Regions from separate parts of the Homo sapiens genome. Here region 2 is linked to region 1. Evidence: chromatin loops called from intact Hi-C (ENCODE). Cell type or tissue: heart left ventricle. All regions are shown on one strand. Each heading gives the region's core, and the rest is flanking DNA. Links, peaks and the distances in the headings are about the cores only.

Region 1 (9,477 bases), core at 3,064-8,063:
TCTCTTCATGATGATTACAAAAGCCAAAGAAAAGACAAGCATTTTGGAAAAGAAAAATGTGTCATAGCAGCGTTTTTAAAGATTTATGTATTATTAATTTTCTTTAATATCTTTTGTGATGATATTTTTATATGAAAATGCTAAAATAAAAATATGATTTGAGTATAAATTTAACAATATAATTGAATGGGCAAATATTGAGAAGTCTCTATAAATATATGAGTTGTTAAAATCCTGGCTGACATAAGAGTACACACAGAGAGGGCATCTGAACTCTCGTGATTTGAAAGGGTATGAATCTCATGTGCTCTAGTTTTTATAAGTTTATATATTTTTCTATATTTTTATATTTATATTTTAATATATTTTTATAAGCAACATCATAACTTTCTTAATTATCACATTTTTTAATTTAAGAATTTCTGGGTTCATTCATTTGACGAACATTAATGAATTAGAACTTGCTAACTGAATTAGGACATAGTAAGTGTCAGATAATAACAGAACAAAAGGAGAAAAAGCCATAGTATCTACCGTAACGAAGCTCAACTATGTTACTTAATATGTATCTTAATTAATATTAATGAGCAAAATGAACCATTTTCTTCCATGGAACGGATCACAGTGACAAATAGTATGACAAAGTTCTTATTGGTGTGGTTTGTAACATGAACCACAGACACGGGATGTAGGAATAAGGGCTGAGTTGAAGAAAGGAAACATAGTTCTTTCCTTTGCCTTGTTACTTCTTAGCAGTTTGACCAGGTAACTTCCTTCATTTCTTCATTAATTTTCTCATTCATTCATCCCCAGTTATTCTATTTCTCAGATATTGTGGAGTGTGTCTGTCATATGTAAAGCACAATGCTAGGTAGTGAGGGTACATAACTGAGTTAGACAGAGCTCCTGTCTTCAAGAACCAAATCTTCTATTAAGGAAGGTGGAAAAGTTTAAAGACAAAGTTATAGCAGGGGTATGAAAGTGTGATGCAAACACAGAAACAACTAAGTATCTTCAACTTCCTTAAAATGGTGATATCTACATCCAGATATCATGAGGATAAAAAAGATGATGAAAACAATAGGTCTGTGACACATTCACTGTCTCTGTGCAAATGCAATGAAACCTCTAAAATCTCCAGCAGTAGTTGGAAAGCCCATTCACAACCGGACCCCAACCTATTTGTCCTATCTAGGATCTTTTCAATCTTTGCCCTATTGCTTCGGAAACTTTAAACTATCCACAATTTTTCTAAATATGGTACAATTTCTCACACCTCTGTACCTGGCACTAGTTGCTTTCCCTGCTTGGAAAGATTTTCCTTCTACTTCTAACATGAGCCCTCCTGACTCTCTGGTTCATTCCCTTTCTTATGACTTACTCTTCATGTTGCAGACACAGTGAAAATTACATAGCAAAATCTTCTCAAACTCCCAATGCAGTTAATTACTTCTTTCTTTCAGCACCCCTACTGCTTTTTTCCCTACTTGTAGTAAAAAACTGATCAAAGCCACCTGTCTGTCCTCTTCATCATTAACTCCCTGAGGGTAGAGACTTCACCTTTCCCATTTCCTTACTGCCAGCACCTAGCAACATGTCTTAGTAAATATTGGTTATAAAAATTAATGCAACTATAGAGAACACACTAGCCAATGAAAAAACTAAGTGAATGAATGAGTGATCAAATTAGTGAGTCAGTAAATTACTGAATAGTGATTGAGGAAATGAGGAAATGATTGAGTGGCAAATTATGGCATAATTATTTAATTAATGAATACATTCATTATTTAGTAAGTGAATAAATAAGTGTATGACTTACCTAAAGAGTTCATAGCAGTTTTTCTTTCCAGATCAGAGAAATTCAGGATTTTAATTGACATAAACTTTTTTCCTCCAACAGCTGTGTCTCCGGTCATCATACTGCAAGTAGAGTTTTTGCCAAAGGTATTAAGAATAGCTCACCATTTAACTATTCCAGACAATTTGCAATTGCAGTCTGTGACAAAGCCACAGTTTTAACAATATTTCACAATCCTCATTTTATGACTGTGATTTTTTTAATGTAAACATCACCCTCTGTGAAATTGTTTTGTTTTTTTTTAAATTTTTTTCCAGATATTAGTAACAGAGAAATGACTTATATACTATATGTTGGCTAATAAATTATATTCCTTCACAGTAAGTAAGTTCTAGCTGACTTTGATTTATGAAGACAACATTGACTTAGAAGAAAAATATTTTTGTTAATTTGATAAAATGTATCAAAACTGTTCTGTAGTACTTCATTTGCACTAGCAAAGCTATGAACTTAGCTTGAGACATGGCATGGCATTTGTGTATGGCCACAAGGAGACATTGTGTCTTGTCTTTGCAGTACAAAACTGCACACAATCTTGTTTGTGAAAATTGTGCCCAGGAATAATTATTTAGGTTTTTTTGTTTGTTTGTTTTTTGTTTTGTGACAGAGTCTCACTCTCTTGCTCAGACTAGAGTGCAGTGGTGCTATCTTGGCTCACTGAAACCTCTGCCTTTCCTCAACCTCCACCTCCCAGGCTCCAGTGATTCTCCTGCCTCAGCCTCCCAAGTAGCTGAGATTACAGGTGTGCACCACCATGCCTGGCTGATTTTTTTTTTTTTTTTTTGTATTTTTAGTAGAGACAGGGTTTCACCATGTTGGCCAGGCTGGTCTCAAACTCCTGACCTCAAATAATCCACCCACCTCAGCATCCCAAAATTATGTAGTATTTTGAACATCCTTTCCTGTGCAGCCAGAGGTTTCTAATGATAATTGTTAAATAAACAGATCATTAGGTTAAGATTAAGACTGTCAATACAGGCTTAGTCTGCTAAATTAACAGTGTTTGATAGAATGGGACCCATGCCTTCTGCAGTGGTTAGCAAATATTGAATTTGTAAGATTCCATCATTACCTTGTTTTTCATGTTACTGAGTAATAAAGTGAGGCCTAAGTGAATATATGGTTTACTAAATTGATTTCAGACATTAGAGAAAATGCAAAATAGTAAAATAAACATTCTTTAACATGAAAAAAAGTGAGCTTAGTCACTCTGTGTCCTTTCAGTGTCCTTCTTAAAGATTTAGCTTTTCTAGACCCTTTTAAAAGAATACAACTTTTAACACTAAAAAGTATGTTCTTTAAAAAAACTTTTGGAAAATAGAAATGAATTATAAACTTTTCCAAAATTTTGGCTGATTTCCTTAGGATTAATTCCCAAAAAAAGAGAATATGTAAGTCTAAATTGTGAATACTTTAAAGTACTTTTTATTGATTTTCAATTGCTGTATAGAAAGAACCTGAATATATACTAAGTACTAAAATGTCTCTTCCTCCTGTAGAAGTACCTTGTCTCTTACGTTTAGTAATGGAAACAAATGTGATGAATTGCTAAAGGCCTTTTTCCATGATGGCACTCTATTCATAGAAGTTTATATGGCATTTCAAAAGCTCTAGTCTAAACAAATATTGACATAATTTTGGAATCAACTCTCCCCAAGAAGCAGTCATGTAGAAAAGAATATGGATTTTTTTCTTACCCTCCAGAGTATGGAAGTGATCCCCTAAAGAGGACATTCCTGGAATGCTAGACAAACTCAACGTAAGGAACCACATTCTAATGTTTTTGGACTCACCACCTATGCAATGAGCTGACTGCTAGACTTACATCAGGAGTGTTGTGTCTCTGGAAATGTCCAGAGAGAGGTTGGATGACCAATGCTTGGGAAGATTTTTAAAGGTGCTCTAGTTCCAGTTGGGTAATCCAACTAGACATAATGTAAAGTTGCTTCATGCTGGCGCCATGATGTAAACCTCATATCCAGCACATGCAAGCAATTAAATAACTGGAAACTATTACATTTCCAAAGAGATGGTAAACTAAATTTTAATCCATTATTTCAACCTTCTGCTTCATTAATGCCCTTTGAATGAACTACTAAAAGTAACAGAACAGTAGTTTGGGAATTTTCTTTTGTTTTTGTTTTTGATAGCTTGAGTTTATCTGCTTCCTCCTTGGGCCTCTCCCTACTTCATACTGGACATGCCAATGTCTCAAAAGAGACAGGAGAAGAAGAAAACACCTACCTAAATTCAATAATGGATTAGGAATTGGGATGCAAAGGCAAAATGATTTGAGAACTTAAGGAAGTTTTACAGAGACAAGGCAAGGTATCTAAGACATTTTAACAAAGCCATGGCACACTTACTGATCTTGGAATTGGACTCTGCCATCCATCCTGTCCCTTCCCATACCAGCACACCAGTCCCCATTTCTGTTGACTTTTTCCCCTATTCTTCTCCTTTACAATTTGCCCAAGCTGGGAAATGTGGCTCTCATATGACAACATGAAAAATTCTCAAAGGAATGTTGAATATTTACTTTAACGATAAGAACTTGATTAGAAGAAAGAGGCAATTAAGAAATACTGTTCTCTTTGAACAAATTCAAGAAATATTTTGAGACACAAAGGGGCTGAGGCATTTCTGTGTATCCTTATGAGAAAAAATCAATAGAAATCGAGTATGATAGATTTTGAATACACCCCTCAGGACATAGGAAGGTTTACGTGGATATTGCAGCGTATTGGAAATGGACTACATGTTCTGTGACTAAGTTGGGGAAGTAGGTCAATCCATTAGATATTACAATTACATGATGCAATAGGAAAAGCACAGCTATTGAATTTTAGCTGCTATAATCCCAGCTAGGACTCGACAACCCGCAGTTGTTCTACAATTACGATAATCTTTCAGGTGGACTTCATACATGAACTGAAGAAATTCTTTTGAAAATAACTTTTAAAAGGGAGAACATTTCCCCCGCACACATTTTCTAGTCTGCTTGGCCGTCCCCTCTGGGCTCAGTAAAAGAAACTCATGCAGTGCAAGTATGTTTAGCAATTGGGCCTGTTCCCAGGTTGTGAGACGTTTAGCAAAAATCCAGAGTTATTATTAGATCTAAATGGAGGCTTTTGTCAAAAGGCCTCTTGAATTGTTAGGAAATCAGAGTGCAAATTGATAATGACACACAACACGTCTCTGCCCTGGCAGCTCCCCGAAGGCTGCTGAGATACCCCAGAAAGAAGTTCCATAGCCTCACGCCAACAGCATGTTGCCCAATACTTGTCCTTCTCCTAAGTCAGCCTGACAACTGCATTCTTCTCTTTTTTATAAGAGGCAAAACGAGATGGATTAAAGAGGATGTTTGAACTGAGACTATTAATTTCCTTGCAGTGTGTTTTCAAGTCAGATTCCTTTAGAAGAGTCTTTTGTGGTTTCATAAAATTACAACTTTGGCTATTCAGCTGCCTTTTCCAAAGCACAAATTTGGCTTCTAAAGAAAATGTACTGCATATCAAGAAAGGAAAGGAATGAGTATGTGGTTATCTTAAATATACTCATTTTATATAATAGCTCCTTTATGCAAAGAAACAATTACAGTATTAACTACTTATTAATTTAAAAATCGTAAAACATAGTCTTCCTAAAACGTATACGTTTTCTTTGATATATATTTTTTAATTAATAAAAAAGTTTTTCCTTTAGCAATATTTAAATGCTTAAATATGCTTTTTTTCTATCAGGTTTAAAGATATAAATTTCTCTTCTTTTTCTAAGGCTATTACAATATTTTTAATGTTTCAGGGATTAGGTGAGAGACCACTTCCTGAGCAAAGTGCATGTGTGTGATATCTTCAGGGAAATTGGAGAATGAATTGCTCCACCTCCTTGTCTTAATACTCCTGGCCCCATTAGCTTTCTTTGGATGTGCCCTATGGCCATGCACGTGGGAATAGGGCTCACTAAATGGCAAAGTAATTTCAGATTCTTTGTTGGTCCCACTTCTGTGGTCCAAGCACAGTACCTCCCACATGGCAGGAAGTCTATTTTACGTAATGAACCATTAAACATAATCCCCGGAAAAGGGGAGATCCTTACTTTTCACTGCTCTGCAGGTTTGACCAACTTTTAGTTAGTTTGAACTGATAGAAAACTGAACCCAATTTACTTGCCAATGAAGAAAGACAACTTGGATATGTGGAGTCACATCAAACGTTTGGGGATGAACTTCGGGCACATAAGGACACAGTGAGATTTTAAAGGGTGCTTACTAGCTGTCCACAAACCTCAGCTGTAGTTCCAGTGCTACGTGTGGTTGATCCATCACTTTCCTCCATTGGGCTTTTTCTGCTCTTACTGAGATCAATGGTTCTCAAACATCACTATGCATCAGAACCACCACTGGAGATTTTTAAAACACCTATTCCCTGGTCCCACCTCAGACTAATTAATTCAGAATATCCAGTGTGTGTGGCCCGTCTGTGTATTTAATTTTAATTTGATTTTATTTTAAGTACAAGGGTACCTGTGCAGGATGTAGAGGTTTGTTACATAGGTATATGTGTGCCATGATGGTTTATTGCACCTGTCAACCCATCACCTAGGTATGAAGCCCGGCATACACTAGCTAATTTTTCTGATATTGTTCTCTCACGCCACCTTCCACTGACAGATCCCAGTGTGTGTTGTCCCCTCCCTGTGTCCATGTGTTCTCATTGTTCGGCTTCCTTTTATAAGTGAGCACATGTGGTTTTTGGTTTTCTGTTCCTGCATTAGTTTGCAGAGGATAATGGCTTCCAGCTTCATTCATGTCCCTGCAAAGGACATAATCTCTTTCCTTTTTATGACTGCATAGTATTCTATGGTGTGTATGTACCACATTTTCTTTATCTAGTCTATCATTGATGGGCATTTGAGTGGGTTGATTCCATGTTTTTCCTACTGCGAATAGTTCAGCTGTGTATTTTTAAAAAGTTCTCCAGGTGATTCCAAAGTGAAGTTGGAAGTAAACCTGAAGATCATCCTCAAACATCTGATGTGACTCCAGATATCCAAGTTGTTTTTCTTCATTGGTAACTAAATTGGATTCTGTTTTCTATCAGTTCAAACTAATTAAAAGGTTTGGCTCACACACACAATTGTCTTCACCTGGTATGCTACCAACTCAGGGCCATACCAAACTGCTCCAGACTTTAACGTGATATGATTGACCTGGGGTCTTGTAAAAATGAAGCTTCTGACTCATTAGGTCTGTTCTTTCTGCCGTGATACTGAGCAACAGACCTGTGTGGCTATAGCCACTCAAGGTGGATGTCCTACCTCAGCTTGGCACTAAATCTCTCCTTGTGTCTTAAGGACAGGTTGGGACATGAGAGCTCTTGAAGGCTCAAGACTCCCAGAATAAAGCAGCATCGGTGGGCCATCTTTGGGAATGGTAATGGACGGGAAAGAAGGGCACCCACTCACTTGATTTCTGTGCTCCTTATATTTTTGATGTTTATCGAAGCTGACGTTGCTTCCCAAAGGCCAAGGTAGGAAAGACAAAACAGATCATTTTCATCTGCCTCATGTTCCCTTAGCTATTTCCCAGGCTGACTGAGAACAATTTGCATCCTGTCCAGGCCTCATAATTTCTGGTTGTTAAAGAAAGACACATGGGTATTGCCAAAGCATCGGGAGACCGTTACTCAGTGTAGTGTGACTTGAAGGATGTGGGAAATGTGGGAGCGTGGATTACTTTGATTTTTCTTCCTGTGGTCCACACTGGAAGTTTCCTATGAAAGAGGGAGAGACATTGAGTTTGCATTCTCTTTCAATTTAATTTTGGATTCAAAGCATGTGTGTGTATTAAATACAGTGACTATGAGGTATCCTCTGTGTGTCAGATTCTTGGTTAGATGCTGGGGACAGTGACTTTAAGGAGTCATAGATTTTCTCTTCAAGGGGCTCCTAATTGTGGGTAGGGAAAGCCACACAGCTAAGTGTTATCCTGAAGAATAAGGTGCCATAAGAACACAGAAAAAAGGCAATTAACTCTTTTGCTTATATGGTAAAAAAGATAACAGGGGAAGTATGTCAGGGAAACTTTAAAAAATAAAGAATTCCTCAAAATAGAAACAGGAGAAAAGCTTTCTAAGTAGGAATATAGCATGCCTCAAGTCAAGGAAGCAAAACACTATTTTAAGCTTTATTATAGCACTAGAATTAAATTTAGTTATATCTAATCTTAAATATAAACATTTTTTTCACTCATACAGATTTTCTAATCTTTAGGGCACCACCTAATCTATACTCACTAATAATCTGAGTGATGGCATGGTATTCCAGAAAGGCCAAGGCAAAATTGGAAAAGAAAATGAACCCCTAAAACATGAAGGTAAATTTTAGTTCAACTTGAATCAAATGTAGCAAAGATGAGGAAGACAGTACCTGTAATACAGGTGAGATTTATTTTGTGATTTACTTGAGGCTGGGCATGAGGTTTGGCTCACATACAGAATTATTTTCCCCTGGGAGTACTACCAGTTTAGGACCATATCAAACAAATGCTTGGCGGGGTTCTTGTGGACTGTGTGGGCAATGGAAACATGGGTTTATAAATTCTAAGAGGAGATATTTGTCTGCCTCCACCTAGAGTCAAAGTTGATACAGTTCGGTGTCCTTCTATGTTCCCTTAGAGTTTGTTGGTTTTTTTCTTCAATTTTATCCATTCCCTGAGGACATTGCTCTTTTGGAGTCTTGACTTTATATAGAGGTCCGTGGTGATTTAACCTTTACACGTATGGTATTAACTGATATACCAGGGCAGTAGTTGTCTCCAGTGGTTTGTTTCTGTTTCTCATTATTTTTGGCCTCTTGCAATATCCTTTATTATTTTGAGACACGCACGCACACACACACACCCACACAGGCACATACACTCTTTCAAAATATTCTATATATTCTTTCAAAACAGTTTATTCAGCCTTTTAGTTAATGTCTTAGTTTATGTTACTATCTAACAAACGACCCCCAAAACTTGGTAGCTTAAATTAACAGCAATGGTAGATTATGGAGATGATCTTGTCTTGTACAAGTGACTTTTACTGATTTTTAAATGTCTAGATTATTATATTGACAAAAATAAGATTTAAACAATTTAGTATGAACAGAGGCATGATGGATGTCCATCAATGAATTGCACTTGTGCTTAACAAGAACTTAATGGTTCCTGAATCCCTCCTGGCTCACTGCTGATCAGTGGGCCCACCTGGTGCACAGATGGGATGTGGAGGAAAAGGTAGGGTTTAGTCAAAAATAGAGAAGTGCTTAAGGTAGAGAGCAAAATGCTGGCCTTGGCTTCATTAGCATAAGTAATCTGGCAACTAAGTGTGTAATGAATTCAAAATCTGGAGATAAGATTGGAGGGGGGTGGCAGGGTCCAAACTGAAACAGAACTGGATTGTGGAGAGTGCATGAAGGAAGTAAGACAGGCCAGCATTCAGTGCTAGTTGGAAATAAGTTTGAGTCTTGCCTTAGCAAATAGCCAGCTCCATGATCTCAAATAAATCACGTTTTAAAAAAGATTTTCAAAGATGAAGGGCAGAATTGAAAAAAAAAAAGGAAGAAGAAAGTCACAA
Region 2 (8,782 bases), core at 3,783-8,782, 190 kb before region 1:
TTCTGTGTTGCAGGCCTTGGACTGCTGCTTCTCCTTCGTTCCCAGGGATGTTTGTGCAGGGCAGAGCCTGGTTCTTTTTGTTTATACTGCTGAAAAGGAAAACCTCAGGGCCCAGAGGCATTGAGCAGCATTTTGAGGAAGTTAATCTCCAATCCCAGTTGAACTCACCTGGCCACACCCTGTGCATCCACAGTTCGTGTAGTAAAATCTCAGACAGTCTGTGTGTAGTAGCGGCCACCCTGCTGGTTATGGCTCAGAATCTGATAGAAGGCAGCACCCACATCCCCAAAGTGCGTGCCCTGTGCACTCCGCCTCCCCCTCTCTGCTGTGGCATTGGGGTGACCTGCTTGATCAGTCTATTCTTAGAAGCCCCATGTTTCAGGCCCCTCCAATTCCATTTTAATTCATGGGAAGGCCTGAGCTTGGGAGAAGTCCTGTTACTTCTATGTAGAGTCACAGCTGCCGTCTGGATTCCAATCCCTGTTCTTGCACTTTTTAGGAATGGACCTTGAAAAATTACCTAAGCTTTGTGCCCAGACTGCCTCATCTGCAAAGTGGAAATAACAACATGGCTTCCATCATGGAATTAAATGTATTAATACAAGGGAGCCCAATGCCTAGCACACAGTCAGCCATCAGCAGACGGGAGCTCCTACCTAGCACACAGTCAGCCATCAGCAGACGGGAGCTCCTGCTGATGGAAGCCTCCTCTGCACTCAGTGTCACTCTGTGGTCACAGGGCCAGTTCCCTGGCTCACTCAAGATGCGAAGAGCCCTTTGAGCAGGTGCACCCTTATGCTGCTCAAGGAAGGTGGGTGGGGCCTTGTTACCACAGCACTTCCTGTTTGCTTTTGCCCATTGGATTTCTCTCTGGGTTCAAGGCTTCCTGCCATCCCTCTGCCACTCTCTGCCTCAGTTTCAGTTCAGTGTTGACATTTCCTTGCACAGAAGGACCCCATGTGAACTGAGAAACATGCCTCTTTACATGTTTCTTCTTTGGGTAGAAGATCTTTATCTCTTGACGTGACAGGTTTCATTTCCTCCGCTTTGTGGAAGCCGGTCAGTACCCACTTCAGCAGGGTGGAAGCTGCGACTGTTTGCAGGAACTCAGTGGCCTGGGGGCTTTCGGTATAATAAACGCCACCTGCCCAGATTCACAGACCTGTGCCTCCCTGTGGGGTGGAGGCGTTTCTCCTTCCCCCACCAACAGAGGTCAAGGCACTCTTTCTCAGCTCTTAGTATCTTTATTGGCTTTTCCTTCAGATCTTCAAGTTGCACCCGCCTCCATTGAGGTCTCAGTATCTAACAGAGTACAGAGGGCAGGCATGGAAACCCTGGAGACCAGACTCAGCTTTTCTTTCATTAAAAGCTGTGTACATTTTTTCAAGTTGTAGGCGCTTTGTATTTTGGGAAAATACCTTTCGTTTTTGCTTTGAAGGAAATGGAGCTCCTGGAATTCCCTTATTTATGAGAAACCCCTTTATGTACTTGAGGTATTGCCAACCTTTGGGGAAGGCTGGCGAGCCTCCTGTTCCCCAGGGTGGATCAGTGATCTCTCTCCCATAGCACTCCCTTTCCTCATCAGAGCTCATCTCCTGCTGTATTCTGATGGCCCGTGTGTGCATCTGTAGACTGTCCTTGTCCCCTGCTGGGGGCTTCCTGGGGACATAGGCTGTCTCATGTTCACTGCTTCTGGAACAGGTTGGGCCTTGCTATTTGTTGACGGAATGTCTCCTTTTTTGAGTGGGAGCAGCTCAGATTGGATTCTAATGACAGAAAGAGAGAGGCAGGGGTAAGTAGAGTATTGGTGTCTAGGTCATTGCCTGGAATCAGTGGGAGCCCAGAAAACGTATACATCCCCTATGGAGACACCTTTTCAAAGAGAGCTATTTCCAAAGTTTCCCATCAAGTGAGAAATTTACCCATCATTTCCCTTTTAATTTAATGATTTATGCAGAAGTGACATTTATTTAAGACATTGTTTTCAGTGTCTATGGCAGGCTGTAATTTTATTCATGAAGGGCTTTTCTAATCACGGTTAGAAAGGGGAGAGCTTCCTCCAGGTTCCATGCTTATAAGTAGACTAAATAGTAGGTATTCTTCAGCAGGATTTCTTGCTGGGCTGCTTACTGCTTGTACTTAGTAACTAGTTGATGGGCTAGTGTGGGTCCTCAAGCAAACCAAGCAGAGGCACAGTGGTCAGATTTTTTTATTACTCCATTTAGCCCTATGGTCTTAGCCTGCCTTCTCTGAAATCATGAGAAGAGACAATATATTAATATGTTAAGTGCCCAGCACAGTGCCTGGTGCACTGCAGCTACTTGAATACATAGCCGTCATTATTGCTATTGGGCATCCTCTGATGTCATTGAGCCTCATAACCCAACAGCCCGGAGATTCAATTATTTATTTAACAAATACCTATTGAGCATCTATTATGTGCCAGGCACTATTCTTGGTGCTGGGGACACTACAGAGCCCAGTGAGAGAGAAACCCTGTTCTCATGAGACCTACATTTCAATGAAATAATATCTAGGGCCCACCATGTGTTTTACTCATAACATGTGATTCACCAATTTAATTCTAATTAGCTACTGTATTTAAATTAATCAATTTAAACCCAGTGAGTAAGATACTCTTATTTTCACCATTTTACAGATAAGAAAATTGATCCTCAGAGTCTAATGGCCAACCAGTGGCAGACCTGGGGTTGGTACCCAGGCCCCTGGCTCCAGAGCCCAAGCTTTCAAATACTAGGTTGTCTCCAGGAAATAGACAACAGGTAAAATACCGTCTCTTATGCCCAACCCTGAGAAAGAATTTTCTCACGCAGTTAGGCAACAGGTGTGCACCAGGAGGACCTGACTAGCCAGGGTCAAAACTCAGCTCACGACTCAGTTTTCCTGAGCAGTCATGGATTGGGCCACCAATGAGCCAACCCTGCGGGCAGTCCTACGTCCTGTTGTTCCATTCTGTGGGTTTTTTTTGTTTTGTTTTGTTTTTGTTTTTCCCCAGGGAACTATACAATGGGCTTCATTTCTTTTTCTATCCTCCATGCCTAGCACTGGACTTAGCAGTACTTAGGAATGTGTGACCATTGATGCCATGGATATACAAATAGCCCCTTATGTCCCGTGGCGTGAATATCATAAGAAAAATCAACTAGCCATATTGACAGTGGAATGCAGTGGATGGAAACTCATTTTCAATGTTGTTTTCTACTCAATACTCTTGGGAGTTTCTCTAAATCATGAAACCGAGTCCAGGCTATTTGAAATTTCTTTGGACTCTAGACATTGCCATGCATAAGAAGAGTCTTGCCTAGATGCCGTGAACTCCAGATAGAATGTTGGAGTTGGGGAGTCTTAGATATGGGGGTCATTCTATCTCGCAAACATTTATTAAGCACCTACTCTGTCCTACGGTGCTAGGTGTTGATGGTACAGGAATCAGTACAAGAGAGTCCTTGCCTAATGGATGTAATCATTATTCAATAGTTATTTAGCTGTAAGCATTATTTAACAGTTCCAACAGTGGAGTACGGTGTGGAGAATGGTCACCTCCGGGAGGTGATGACCTCCTGCACGAGGTTGGCTTGAGTGCTGTAGTAGGGATGGGGAGGTCCCAGAAGGCATGAGTCAAGCCAGAGGCACAAAGAGCCGTGTGTAGGGAGGGCTGTGCTGCTGGAGGGTCCCCTGTGCCAGGACAGAGATGAGGCTGAGTCCAGGGCCTGAAAGACACACCCCTCACCTCCAACTTGACCTGAAGCCCAGAAGGAACCATTGAAAGGTTTTTCTGGATGGCAGGGATGGGTTTGTGATTCCGGAAGTACATGTGAAAGATGAACTGGGTAAAGCAGCCGGGCATGGGTTCTAGGAAGAAGTGGCTCAAACTGAGACTGTGGCAGTGGGATTGAAGAATTGGGGGCAACAAGTGGGGGTTTAAACCCGACACTTTTATCTTTACAAACAATGAGGAGGAGAGTGGGCTTACTCAAGGTTTCAAATGTGTTCATGGCACAGCCAAGTGCAGGACCCAGGTTTTTCGACTTGATCTCATTCATTACGTGCCTACGCGCACATCTCCACAAGCCTGTGTGGGGCTCCCTGTCAAGTGCAGCGTCCCTGTCTGGCCCTGCGAGTGGGTGCAGAGATGCACTCACAGGCCTCCCTGAACTCTGTGAACTCCCACCCCACACCTGGAACAAGACTGGGAAAATTCTGGACCCCGAAGCACTCCTAAGCCACCGGGCAGGGCAGCAACACCATCGCTGGGTGCCCCTGGCCAGCACTGAGCCTGCGGAAGCTTTGCGGAGAGGCCAATCCACTGATATGGGGGAGGAGGGATTCTTCAGGAGCCATGGCTGAAAGTCTCAATGCAGGGAGTGAATGGAGCATTGATGAGGAATTCCTGTCAGCATGGCTTCCTCTTTCTTGGGTTTCCCTTTCTGTTCCTATGGCGACAGGATGGACTTCCTCTGTGAAGCCCTGGCGGCCTGCAGGCTGTGCTTGTGTGGTGTCTGCATGGGGGCGTGGGAAGGTGTTCGGGTACAATGAGACTCCCCTGTTCATCCAGGCACCATGGATGGGAGTCGGGCAGGAATGTGCACCTGCATGCGGACAGGGCAGGGATTCCGTCGTGGCCGGGTAGATGGCACTGCAGAAAACCCCTGAGTATTTGAGTCAGATTGGGTTTCCCATCCCAACTGTGCTATTTCCAAGCAAGTTCCTTCATCTGTCTCTAAGCTGCTGTAGTCTCCTGCATCAAATCGGTGTGGGCACACCCACCTTCCAGATTGTGTGGTGTTGTAAGGTCACAAGAGGCATATTCTCTCCCTATAGACATCTCTCCCTCCACCACGATGCCCTGAGATGCTTCCCCCGTGGCTCACCTGTTGCTCTCCCTGCTAATTTGTGGGCCATTTGAGGTAGGAGTTGGGGTGGTTCACTGACTCTCCAAGACTTGGTGCAGAGGTGGCTCTCAGAGGTGACTGTTGGAAAAGTCTGTGCATACATGAACCAGAATTAAGTGAACGACAATTTATTTGGCATCGTTTAGTGGCCTGTGACGTTCTAATGCAGCTGCCAGGCCGGCATGATGGTGCCAATGGTGCCAGGTGGTCCTTCCCAGGCCCTTGGTAGCAGCCGCCCCGGGCGGGACCCTGGCTTTCACAGCTGGACTGGCTGCCCAGAGGACTTTTTCAGTAACAGTCAGGGCAAGGTCAGATCTGGCAGCAGCTGACCTTTTCACTTGACCCTTAAGCCTATCTGGACCGCCTGACTGGACGGCCTTCAGTGACTTCTCTGGATTTCACTGACCTTAGGCCACCGGACTTCCCATCCCTGCCAGGCCCACTTTGTCTGGCTGAACTCCCAGCTCAGCCCCACCCTGGCCCACCCTGTCCTGATCTCTTCCTGCCAAGGGCCCACAGTGCTGTTTAAAGATTGGAAAATACGGCATGATTTGCTTGTGGATACTATTTTTGATCTTGTGGATTGAGCACTAAACTTGGAGTTAAAAACCGGGGTTTGAATCCCAGCTCTGTCACTGGCTTGCGAGGTGGCCTTGGACAAGTCACATCTACTTTCTGTTACCTCAGTTTCTTCATCCGGTAAATGGGCAGGTCTAGTCACCTGTATCTACCTCATGAGCTATAGCAGTTAGCTGTGAATGGGATGGTTTTGTACCAGATCTAGTGCTGAATAAACTGCACCAGATTTGCCTCCATCATCTCAGGGTCTCCCTTTAAAAGTTTTTCTTTCTTTGGCCCTAAGTAAATCAGTGATTTTAGTACCAGAATGTATTTTGGAAAGGACAATGGCGTTAGAGTCCAGATGTAGATTCAGAGCTCAGCTTGTTCAGTTTCTCTGTGTATGGCCTAGGGCATTTAATTCCCTGTGCCTCAGCTTCCTTATATATTAGGTAGCATGCATATATCATACTTGTCTTTTACTTTGTTTTGAGAAATAAGGATGCAAGCTGTAGTAATCTCAGCATCTTATAGATGCTTCACACATAGTTTCTATTATTGTTACTATAATTATTATTAGGATATCATATGGTGTGTTGTAATCACTAGAGCTTAAGAATTAAAGGAAACTTTAAAATCTGGAATTCTGAAGCTAGACGAGCCCTTTTCAGGCCCTGTAGCTATTTGTTCTTATTTTACAGAAGGGAAACTGAGGCCAAAAGAACCAGGGGCCACACTGGTAGTTCAACTTAGTGGCGCAAGGGAGCTCTGGAGCCTGTGCTGAGAGTGGATGGGGGTGGGGGGAGAATCGGGGCTTTCAGTGCCGACCTGTGCTGTTCCACAGATGCTGGGAGAGGAACCACACCCTGCTGCTTTTGGCTTCCTCACCTGGCACCGGGATCCGGTGACACAAGGCCTGGCACTGGGCTGGGCCGTCATTGAGTACACAGGCTGCCCACGTGTAAGCCTTGTTCATTCAGCAGGTTGAGAGCAAAGCAGGCTGTTCTCTTCCTATGCCAGGCACAGTTTGCAAAAGGCCTGCAGGGATCCAGCTTCTCTGGCCAAACCAATCCTGCCCCAGGCTGGTGGCTGGCAGGGAGATGTCTCTTCCCCTGAGAAGTTACTGGAGATAACCATTGTCATTTACAGCGTTTTAGGCACAAAAATTGCCACCACCCTCCACCCCTTGTCTCTTTGGGAAATGTTTATTCTTCTCGGACTGTTTCTGGTACCACCACTTCCAGGAAGCATATCCTGATTACTGTAGTCAGAACTGAATAAAGTGAGGGGACTGGGCTGGGCACAGAGCTGGGGAAAAGCATTCCAGCCCGCGGGAGGAACAAGTGCAAAAGACCCAGGAAGGAACGAGAATTCACATCTACGGCCGTATGCTGGGGACTTGCATTTCGTGCTTCCTCACCTATCTTCTCCACTAGGCTTTTGGGTTGAGGGTAGGTGCAAAGGTTCATTCTTAATAATAAGATCGATCATTATTGTTGCCCCCAGTTTTTTGCAGATCTACCATGCTAGGCTCCTCGGTAGATACCGTACTTGCATTATTACAGTTAATTCTCACAAAAACTGAGAAGGTGGGTGTTACTTGTCATGTCTGTCTCCCCAGTGCCTAGTTGGGGAACTCAAGCAGAGTAAATGCTCGGTAAATGTCTTTTACATGCCTGCATGACTAGTGGGACATTTGAATTACTAGGTCCACAGATGCTTCTGTTGGTTTTTATGGAAATCAGCTCCTTTGCCTGGAAAATTCATAATGCCCAGACTGTGAGGGGACATGAGCCATTGCAAGACTGTTCATTCATTTCTGCTCCCATTTCTGACATGTGCTAGAGCCCCACCAGGGACTCCCCATACACATTCTTGAGACCGTGACTGGCAGCCCTCTTTCCCAGAGGAGGGAGCCAAGGCCCAAAGACCTTCAGCAGCCTCCCTGCAGTTACACAGCAAGTCCACAGTGACCAGAGCTGACACTCACCCCCGCCTGTCAGACCTCCCTCCATTCCTCTCGCGTGGTATGCATCCTGAAAGGTCCTCGTTGAAAGACGTAATCCAGACCAGTTGCCTTGACCCTTGCCTAGAAGTTTTGTAAACAAGTTCACAGTGTTCTGAGAAGGAAGCAAGGTCAAAAGAATGACCTACCAAGGCCAGCAAGCCTGCATTTCCTCCCCATCCTTTCTCCCGGCTTCTCTTTTCTTTTGCCCCTCTCCTGCCTGGGATGCAGATTCTCCCCTAGAGAAAGAGCAGGCTCCTGCCCCAAGGATTGGCTGTCCCCTGACACTGGGGAAGCACACGTACAGCGCACCTTGATGGAGCCTAGTGAACTGAGCAACCCTGGTGTGGTTTCCTCCGCCAGCTGCTTGAGTAGGTGGGGTCAGGCCTAAGGAAGGTGAGCACCCAGCCACTGCCTTGCCTTGCCAGCCGTAGGAGCCTACTCAGACTCTCTGAGCATTAGGCTCATTGTCCATGAGAAAAGGAATCATAGTACCTGCCTTGGAAATGGATCTCCTAAACTTTAAAGAGACTATATGTGTAAGTGCCTCGCATGCATTAGGTACATAGATGACATCTGCCGTTTGGTACTTTGTAATTTTCAAGGCCTGATCTTGAACCCAGGTCTCTGTGGCCTCAGGACACTGCTTTGCTCTCTGACCTGGGCTGGTTTTTGTGGTTGTCCTTCTGCAGCATGTGCCGAACCAAATGTGACAAGCAGACCTGGGCCCTCCCCACTAAAATTTCAGCCTCTGAAGGAAAGGAGCACGTAGTGTTGGATACATGAGCTTAGGGGCAGCTGGTATTTGGCAGCATGTGGGATGGTCTTTTCATTTTATTCTCAAATTCACGAAGTATCGGGCCTAGATTCTGGGTGCTCATCTTGAGGTAGGAAAGGTGAAAGGTGAACTCCAGCTTGGGGGAAGGCCAGGGTTAGTGGACAGAGTGGAGGCCTTAACCATTTTCTGAGGCTTCCAGAAAGAGGGGTTAGGATGCTTTGAATGTGGGGACACCTGGGGGCAGGAGGAGGTGAAGGAGAAAGTCAGAATCTAAAATTGTGACCTGGAAGGGGATAGGAATGGAAAAGGGCCTCAGATTTGGTCAGAGATGCGACAAAAGTGAGCTGACACAGTCGGGGAAGCACAATCCGGGTGGGGAGACACTGTGGCAAAGGCCTCAGAAGGACTGGGGTCAAGCAGGGCATGTGAGGAACAGCAAACAGGCTGGGAAGGAGGGAGAGGGAGATGGTCGAGAGTCCCTTGCACGAAAAGCTTGAGGTGGTGAGCTCTGCACCCTGACAAGACTGA

Evidence for each region. Peaks named below come from ENCODE experiments on the same cell type or tissue, not always from the same donor. Only the 100,000 strongest peaks of a DNase experiment are listed, where the experiment ranks them.
Region 2: a loop joins it to region 1, with 3 times the contacts of the local background. A loop is called at or near these places in 16 of 110 quality-filtered maps.

What each region holds. Positions count from the first base shown.
Region 1 is chr2:12,914,008-12,923,484 of GRCh38, forward strand. No RefSeq gene overlaps it. Among named protein-coding and RNA genes, the nearest start is that of MIR3125, 180 kb to the left of the region's middle. In heart left ventricle, for the core only: no CTCF peak of the experiment used is centred there; a DNase peak (open chromatin) is centred at 5,064; H3K27ac peaks cover 2,804 bases.
Region 2 is chr2:12,727,617-12,736,398 of GRCh38, forward strand. The region is part of intron 2 of TRIB2 (tribbles pseudokinase 2); the gene reads left to right. Among named protein-coding and RNA genes, the nearest start is that of MIR3125, 5.4 kb to the right of the region's middle. RefSeq lists enhancers at 938-987, 998-1,057. In heart left ventricle, for the core only: no CTCF peak of the experiment used is centred there; DNase peaks (open chromatin) are centred at 4,535, 5,145, 6,385 and 7,445; H3K27ac peaks cover 5,000 bases.